Regions from separate parts of the Homo sapiens genome. Here all the other regions are linked to region 2. Evidence: chromatin contacts called from ENCODE Hi-C or POLR2A ChIA-PET data. All regions are on one chromosome and are shown on one strand. Each heading gives the region's core, a stretch centred on a gene start or an enhancer-like site at or near the end of the contact. The rest is flanking DNA. Distances are from core to core; before and after follow the strand shown. Region 1 holds the start of EID2 (EP300 interacting inhibitor of differentiation 2). Region 2 holds the start of DMAC2 (distal membrane arm assembly component 2). Region 3 overlaps SERTAD1 (SERTA domain containing 1).

Region 1 (2,866 bases), core at 198-2,697, 1.9 Mb before region 2:
TGTATATTTTATATATTTTTTGGCTTGTGAATAGATTTTTTAATACCAAAAAAACTTTAAAAATTAAAAATTGAAAGAAAAAAGTCCAGAAATTTGACGTTCTTGAAAACATGATTTATCACATAATATATACATTTACTTTGCTTGTCACTTGAAATGCCTAAGAAAACACAAAATCAATCTTAAACTAGAAACTTCTATTGAATATGACATGAAGAGAGCACATATTCCGACAATTTCAAGTTCTTTTCATAGCCTTCCAGTCCTAATAACTCAGCGTTAACATCTTATTCTGTTCAGCACTATTTGATAATTTCTTTCATCCTCATGGGCTCTAGTATTGATGTTTCATCAGTCTCAATTTTATAAAACCATCCTTTACTTTGTAATAAAGCAATGCTGAGAGACATTTTCCATAATGCAGGGGGAAAAATGTGGATCAATCACAAACTCAAAGAACGTTACAGTTATAATGCTTTCGACATTTTTTTCTACTTCTGTGATGCTTTTTCAAGATAAGCTTCCCCCTCCCCCTTTTTTTCCCCTCCACCTGTGCACTGTCTTATCGCGATATACTCTTGACTTCTGAAAATCAAGTTGCAGGATTGGTATGACTGGAATGCAGAGGTTCTCTTGAAGTAGTGTCACCACATAACTATTCTCTATTGATAAACTTATCGCAACCAAGTTCTTCTATCAGAGGGTTGATAACTTCAGAGGCAGTCAGAGCTATCGTAAAGGTTAAAATATCGAGGTCCACCCTGTGAGGATTTCGCTGATATTCGGCATCAAACGCTGCTTCCCTTGCTCTGCAGGCTTCCACGAATCGCCTGCGGCGTTCTTCAAGCTCTTGTATTCTGCCGGGAGCAATCGGGTAATTTTCCAGATAGTGGCGGAGAAACTGCTGGTAATTGATGCCTAAAACGCTAAGTGGGTGGCGGAGACGGAGATAGGGCAACGCAGCCAGGCCTCCGTTCCCGTGTCTGGACCTGGGCCTGCCCTCGGGACCCTCTTCGTCCACTGGCTCCCCCAGCAAGCGGGCGACCTCCGCCATCCGGGCTTCCCTGGCCGCCGCCGCCGCCGGGCTTTCCCTGCCCGCCGCGGCTGCCCTGGCCAACGCCGCCGCTGCCACCGGGGCTCCCCTGGCTGCCGCCGCCGGGGCTGCCCTGGCCGCCGCCATCCGACCTTCCCTGGCCGCCGGCACCGGGCCTCCCCTGGCCGCCGCCATCGCGCCTTCCCCGGCCTCCTCAGGCTGTGCCGGGGCCGGCTCCCGCCTCCCGCGGCCTACCTCCGCCTGCGGGACGTCTCTGTCACCATTCGCCGCGCCTGTCTGCGGGACACTGCTGTCTGCGGGCAGCTTGGACATCTCAGACCGTGGGGTCAACTCGGCTGCTCCCAGAGAAACTGGAATAACTGGACAGAGCGATGCCCGGCGGACACCCCAGTGCGCGTGCGTGGGCGCTATGCGCGCTGTAAATGCAGTGTGCGTAACCGGGCGCGAGAGCATAGATTCTTACCGCAAACCCTGGGAGCAGTGCGCATGCGTACTTTCCCGGCGCCCGCCGTTCTCCAGATGCCCCCTCGAGGCCGGGAAGCGCCAACGCATCTGAAACATCCCAACGACGAAGGGCGGGGGACATTTCAACCAGTTTGATGTTTATGAGGAACGCTTACAAGATCGCTTCTTGTAGGCGTTCTCAAGGTTCTGTCCTAGGGTGTTTCTCTTTGTTCTCCAGTGATTATGTGCCACCTCTATTATATATCAAGATATTTTAGATTCATGGTCTTTTCTGGATTTTTAAATTGTTTTTCATTCATTCCTTTGCCTGTCTTCATCCATACGGATCGTCCTAGCTACCAAAGCTTTGTAATTACAGTCTTTTCGTGTTATCTTTAACATTGCATTGACTACCTTGGACATTTGTTTTTCGAATCTTATTTGTGCAATATAACATGCAGAAAAGTAAACAAAACATAAATATACAGCTGAATGATTTATCACAAAGTGAACATCCGTTTAACTACCACACAGTCCAAGAAGTGGAATATTTCCAGCATCCCAGAACCCTTCCTCTTCTTCTTATCACTATCCTTTCCTTTCTACGCAGAAGTAACAACTATGCTGATACTTATGGTAATCACTTTCTTGTTTTTCTTTTCATTTTACCACCTAAGGGTGCATTCCTAATGCTGTAGTTTAGTTTGGTTTGTATTCTGAACTTTATCTATGTGAGAAACACACTCACCTGCGTAATTTTTGTATTTTTAGTAGAGACGAGGTTTCACCATGTTGGCCAGGATGGTCTCGATCTCTTGACCTCGTGATCCGCCTGCCTCGGCCTCCCAAAGTGCTGGGATTACAGGCGTGAGCCACTGCGCCGGCCACTTTCTTCCCTTTTATGGGCTGACCCCGCCTCTACATTCTGTTCCCTTATTGTGACCTTCTAGGTGGATGAGCCCTGCAGTTTGTTATATTTGCAGGCTGGCTGCCAGTACTTAGATTTATCATGCCTCAGAAATGGACCATTTAAAATGTTTTCTCACATACACACTTGTATCTGTTTTTTTGTGCATTATTTTTATGAGATTCATCCATTCACATTTTCTCTTCCTCCCTCCCTCCCTCACTCCCTTCCTTCCTTCCTTCCTTCATTCCTTCTTTCTTTCATCTCATTCTGTTACCCAGACTGGAGTGCAGTGGCACAATCACAGCTCAACGTGGCCTCAACCTTCCGAGCTCAAATAATCCTCCCACTTCAGTCTCCTGAGTACCTGGGACTACAGGTGTACACCACCACACCCAGTTAATTTTTAATTTTTTTGTAGAGACAGGGTCTCCTTATGTTGCCCAGGCTGGTCTCAAAGT
Region 2 (2,700 bases), core at 42-2,541:
ATTTTCTCGACTAGCCATATATTGTTGATTTTCCTAAATTCTTCCTCTAACTTTCCCCCAAACCCTTATCACTCAAAACCTGCATTATTTGACCTCTTAATTTTCCACAGATTTGCCCCTTAATTACCCAATTCTTCTGCTGGGGTCTTCCCAAATGACTTCTTTCTTTCCCCAGAATATAATCTTAAAAACTTATCTCCAAACCTCAAGGAGAGGGTGCTCTGAGCAATCCCTAAAACCAACCAAGCTTGTCCAACCCGCCGCCTGCATGCAGCCCAACACAAACATGCAAACTTTCTTAAAACATTAGGAGGATATTTTTGTGATTTTTTTTTTTTTTTTTTTGGCTCATCAGTTATGGTTAGTGTATTTTATGTGTGGCCCAAGACAATTCTTCTTCTTCGAACAGCGTGGCCCAGGGAAGCCAAAAGATTGGACACCCCTGAACCGAGAAGGGTATAAAAAGCATGAGCTTTGAAGAGGAGAGTAAGAAAGTCGAGGGGTGTGGCCAATGGGAAGAAGCCCCCAAACTCTTCAATTTTGCTTTCAAGGTCTCCTCTTAATCTACCCCAATTTCTCTTTGCTTTAACCAAATTCTTTTTTTTTTTCAAATTATCTCGATAATTTTACCCAAACCCTTATTTTCCTCAAAAGTTTAAAGCTGCCAACCTCTTTAATTTTCCCTAAATTCATTCCTTGATTTTAAATCCTCTGAAAGAATATCTCAAATTCTCCTCTTAATTTCACCCAGATCATGCCCTTAGAACCTCCAAATTGACCTCTTGGTTCCCCCACCCATCATGCTTTTGAGTTTTCTGTAAAAATTCGTCAATCTCCCACTAACTTTCCTTACATTCATCCTTCGGTCTTCTAAGACCAAATCCCACATCCTCGAACAATCCCTTCCAAGCTCTCTTATCCTACAGGCCCCACCCTTGCCTGTCCATTAGCTCCTTGTGTCATCCCTCCCTCTGATTGGTTAGTCGCGTCGCTCTTCGGCAGCCACTCCCTCATCCCCATTGGATACTCTCAGCCAAGTCCCTGCCTCCTCTCGCTCGCTAAAGCGTCTCCTCCGCCTGCGACCCTCACAGATCCTTCCTGGCCCCCACTAGCCACAGGTTTGCACTCCCAGTACGGGGCTTGCCAGGCTTAGCCTGCTGCCTCACGGCTTTCTGCTCTCGTGGCCGCCAACAGAGGCCCTGAATGCGGAGGCTGTAGAGCGGACTTCAAATTTGGGGCTCTAGGAACTCCGGTCACTTACCGCCCAGGGAGCCGCCATCTTGCTAAGGTTTCGTAACCGGAAGGGGCCGGTCTTATCCCACGCTCCTGGTTCAGCGCGAACTTATTCTCCTGTGGCCACGCCCCGCGTTTTCTAACCGTCCTCTTAAAGGTGCACGCACTTTTTACTCTTAAAGGGTTTAGGGATTGCTCACAGCGCCCTCTCCCTGAGCTTCAAAACGAGACACAGGTCGGGCTCACGCACCTGTGAACCCAGCACTTTGTGGAGGCCGAGGCGAAAGCATCGCTTGAAGCCAGGAGTTCGAGACCAGCCTGGGCAACATAGGGGAGCCTTTATCTCCACAAAGAAATAGGGCAACCTTATATCCACAAAAAATAAAATGTTAGCCGGGCGTGGTGGTGCACGCCTGTGGTCCCAGCTACTCACGAGGCTGAGGCGGGGGGATCACTTGAGCCGGGGAGGTCGAAGTTGCAGTGAGCTGTGATTGCGCCACTGCACTCCAGCCTGGGTGACAGAGCGAGACGCTGTCTCTTAAAACAAAAAATTGAAAAACAAAACAAACCCCAGGACTCCACAATCTTTCCCTAGGAGAAGATGGGGTGTTCTTCCCGGCAGAGTACCTTTCTTTCCTGACTGCAATTGCAGTCTCCCCAAGCTTTCTTATTCTTCCAGCTTCCACTCACTACCTCCTAAAAACAGGGAATGAGGGGGCTGAAAAGCTGACCACGTCATTTTTAAAAATTAGGGTCAGGTAAGAGAGTGGGTGAAGAGGTTAGATGTCAAGGTTAGAGACTGAGGTGAGATCTCAAGACCAGTTTGGAGTTGAAAGCTAGATCGCAGCATGAAGAGCCATTGTGAAGTCTTGTGGATAGAATTATTCATTCATTAGTTCCAAGAATATTTACTGAGCACCTACCACGTGATGGCAGGCACTGTTCTAGATGCCGAGGTTACCATGGTGAGCAGGACAGACCCAGTCCCTCTCTCAGGAAGTCAACATTCTGGGCTGGGAGAGGATGGATGTGGGAGAGGATGAATAAGAAACAAAGGAATCAGCAAGGCAATTTTGATGAGAAGCAGATAAAAAAAAGTGACTGGGTGTAGGGCCATCAGCAAAGGCCTCTCTGAAGAGGTGACATTGAAGTAGAAGTGAATGATAAGGAAAGAGCCATTCAAAGATCTAGGGGAAAAGCGCTGCAGGGAGAGGTAGCCTCTAGAGCAGAGAGGCCTTGAGGTGGGAACCAGCTTGCAGACAGAGATAGGAGACTGGGTTGAGAGGTGGGCAGGGGCTGACGGTGCAGGCCTGGTAGGGTTTTATTCTATTCACAGTGGGAAGAAGGGAGTGTCAAAATCGGATTTACATTTTGTAAAGATTATTTCTGCCAGGTGGAGAATGTACCTTAGAGCAGCGGTCCCTAACCGTTTTGTTACCAGGGACTGGTTTCGTGGAGGACAATTTT
Region 3 (2,782 bases), core at 116-2,615, 1.0 Mb before region 2:
TTTGTGCCTATAGTCCCAGCCACTCTGAGGGCTGAAGCCAGAGGATCCTTTGAGCCTAGGAGTTCAAGGCTGTACAGCACTATGATCACTCCTCTGTACAGACAGTGCTCTCCAGCCTGGACAACACAGTGAGACCCAATCTCTTTGAAAAAGCGGGGAAAGGAAAGAATAAGAAACAGGCCCACGGGAATCCCAGCACTTTGGGAGGCTGAGGTGGAAGGATTGCTTGAGCCTGGGGGTTCGAGACCAGCCTGGACAACATAGGGCAACACTGTCTCTACAAAAAATTTAAAAAATCGGCCGGGCATGGTGGCTCACGCCTGTAATCCCAGCACTTTGGGAGGCTGAGGCAGGGCGGATCACTTGATATCAGGAGTTCAAGACTAGCCTGGCGAACATGGTGAAACTCTGTCTCTACTAAAAATACAAAAAATTAGCCGGGCATGGTGGCAGGCGCCTGTAATCCCAGCTACTCGGGAGGCTGAGGCAGAATTGCTTGAACCCAGGAGGCAGGGGCTGCAGTGAGCCGAGATTGCACCATTGCACTCCAGCCTGGGCGACAGAGCGAGAATCCATCTCAAAAAATAATAAATAAATAAATAAATAAAAATAAGAATAAAAATAAAATCAGTTGGGCGTGGTGGCGTGCACCTGTAACCCCAGCTAATTGGGAGGCTGACGCGGGAGGATTGCTGAAGCCCAGGAATTCGAGGCTATAGTGAGCTATGATCGCGCCACTGCACTCTCCAGCCTGGGCGACAAAGCGAGACCCCGTCTCTAAAAAAAAAAAAAAAAGAAAAAGAAAAGAAAGAAACAGGCCCGCAGAGTGTTGTAAACAGAGGGCGTTCATGATCCCTCGACCACTGGACAGATGTCCGGGGAACCCAAGACGGCGGCACCGCAGAGCCCGACTGGGCACCAGGGGGCGGTGCTGAGCTCAGCCCAGGCGCCCAAGTTTTGAGTCTGCGGCAAAGCAGTCCGAGTCCCATTTGCCCGGGGCTGGAGTCACTCGGGGTTGGAGTCAGGCGCCTGGAAGACCCTCAGCCTGGACGACAGCTCCCCGCAGGCCATTTTCACCCGCTTCCGCGGCCCGCCTCATCCACTTCCAGAAATGGGCACAACTTCCTCTGCTCCTCCAGGAAGCGCCACTCTGCCCGCCCCTTCCCGGCCCCTGGGGCCGACCCAGGCTCCCCATCTGGCCCAGCTCCACTCCTGCCTCTGCCTCCCCGAGGCTTCTGGCCAGAAGCGAGGCTCTGGGACCCCACGATGGCGGCGTTTCCCTCACTCAAGGCCCCGCTGGCCCCTCGGGTCACCGTCCAGCCCCCTGCGCCTCTCTCCATGCGCACCCGCAGTTTTCACGGTGACACTCCCTCCCCTCCGTGCACCCCCCCTCAGGCTCCGCCCTGTCCCTGCGGCCGTCAGGAAGGACGCAGCCTGGGTCCCGTGCCAGGCCGCTGAGTGTGCGGCCCCTCCCAGCCAGGCCTGGAATGCGGCTGGACCGCGGGGGCGGCCGCTGACACCCGGCGCTCCAGCCAGGCCCAGCACACGGGCAGGTGGCCCCAGCTCGTCCGGGTCTGGGTTTCTTCTAGAAGGAAGGCACAGCTGCCTGCCCTGAGCTCCCTCTCTGCAGTCCAGCTACCAAGCCTAGTGGCTTTATTTCAGACACAGCTCCAAGCGTCCCTATCCTTTGCCCAGAGATTTAAGACCAGGAGTGAATTTTATTTTTAAAAATGGGCTGTTGTCCCCCTTTCCTCCCCCATTTTCCTGGAGAGCCGACTCTCAGGGCTCCTTGGAGAGGATCTGTCCAGGGTCCAGGTTTTGTGTTTTTATTTCGGGACCATTCTGAAAGCAATCTCCCCTTCGCTCCTCAATAAATACAGGTAGACTCCAGGCGAGGACTTGCTTTCATTTTTAAAAAGTTGCCTTGACTTCCTGCTAGCAAAGAAAAGAAATAAAATTTAAGAAAAAAAAAAAAAGGCCAGGCACAGTGGCTCACGCCTGTAATCCCAGCACTTTGGGAGGCTGAGGCAGGCAGATCACGAGGTCAGAAGATGAAGACCATCCTGGCTAACACGGTGAAACCCTGTCTCTACAAAAAATATAAAAAATTAGTCGGTCCCAGCTAATTGGGAGGCCGAGGCAGGAGAATCGTTTGAACCTGGGAGGTGGAGGTTGCAGTGAGCCGAAGTCACGCCACTGCACTCCAGCCTGGGCGACAGAGTAAGAATCTGTCTTAAAAAAAAAAGAAAGAAAAAAAAAAAGTGGCCTGGTAGGAGGATCGCTTGAGCCCAGGAGTTTGAGGCTGTAGTGAGCCATGATCAGACCACTGTACTTCAACCTGGGTGACAGAGCGAGACCCTATCTCAAAAAAAAAAAAAAAAAAGTTCATAATTTAAAACCCACCTCAAGTGATAATCTTGGAACCTTGGTTTTCTCACCTGTAAAATAGGGATGATAATACTACCGATCTTGTAGGGCTGTTATAGGATTAAATGAGTTAACACAGTGACGTGCTTAGAAACTGTGCCTCGTACACAGCCTACGCCCAATAAAATGTTTGATGTTTTTATCTCGCCTTCACATTTGCCCAGAGACAAAGCAGCACACGGATTTGAGATTTCCCAGGACTGGCTTTAATTTGAAAAATCTGATTGGGGTCTCTTCCCGTATCAGAGAAGGAACAGCCCAAGCTATGACCCCAGGGCCAGGGAATTCAGTCCCCACCAGACCCTGTCATTCCATCACTAGGGGGTAATTCCAGGCTCCCCCTGCCAGCCCTGAG

The links. A loop is a pair of places that touch in the nucleus more often than their neighbours do. ChIA-PET counts read pairs that join two places held with the same protein, here RNA polymerase II (POLR2A). Pooled maps may share reads with other maps.
Region 1: a pooled map shows a loop between it and region 2 (1.8-fold over the local background). The contact joins the promoter of EID2 here to the promoter of DMAC2 in region 2. A Hi-C loop is called at or near these places in 1 of 50 pooled maps. POLR2A ChIA-PET finds 5 or more read pairs at or near these places in 2 of 52 experiments (A673 and naive thymus-derived CD4-positive, alpha-beta T cell).
Region 3: a pooled map shows a loop between it and region 2 (5-fold over the local background). The contact joins the enhancer-like site here to the promoter of DMAC2 in region 2. A Hi-C loop is called at or near these places in 1 of 50 pooled maps. POLR2A ChIA-PET finds 5 or more read pairs at or near these places in 2 of 52 experiments (OCI-LY7 and WTC11).

The regions. Positions count from the first base shown.
Region 1 is chr19:39,538,714-39,541,579 of GRCh38, forward strand. EID2 (EP300 interacting inhibitor of differentiation 2) reads right to left here and starts at 1,448. Exons shown (of 1, transcript NM_153232.4): 1 at 1-1,448. The coding sequence starts at 1,366. The coding sequence ends at 656. RefSeq lists a silencer at 1,153-1,232 and an enhancer at 1,204-1,703.
Region 2 is chr19:41,438,621-41,441,320 of GRCh38, forward strand. It overlaps DMAC2 (distal membrane arm assembly component 2), which reads right to left and starts at 1,292. Exons shown (of 6, transcript NM_018035.3): 1 at 1,262-1,292. The coding sequence starts at 1,279. RefSeq lists an enhancer at 1,027-1,196.
Region 3 is chr19:40,419,891-40,422,672 of GRCh38, forward strand. SERTAD1 (SERTA domain containing 1) reads right to left here. Exons shown (of 2, transcript NM_013376.4): 2 at 1,699-2,782. Among named protein-coding and RNA genes, the nearest start is that of SERTAD1, 4.7 kb to the right of the region's middle. RefSeq lists enhancers at 803-1,303, 969-1,088 and a silencer at 1,379-1,468. Within about 2 kb of position 1,366, at least 39 of the 41 ENCODE cell types and tissues checked have a DNase peak (open chromatin) inside an H3K27ac peak, as active enhancers do; they include OCI-LY7, where a contact is called at or near this core.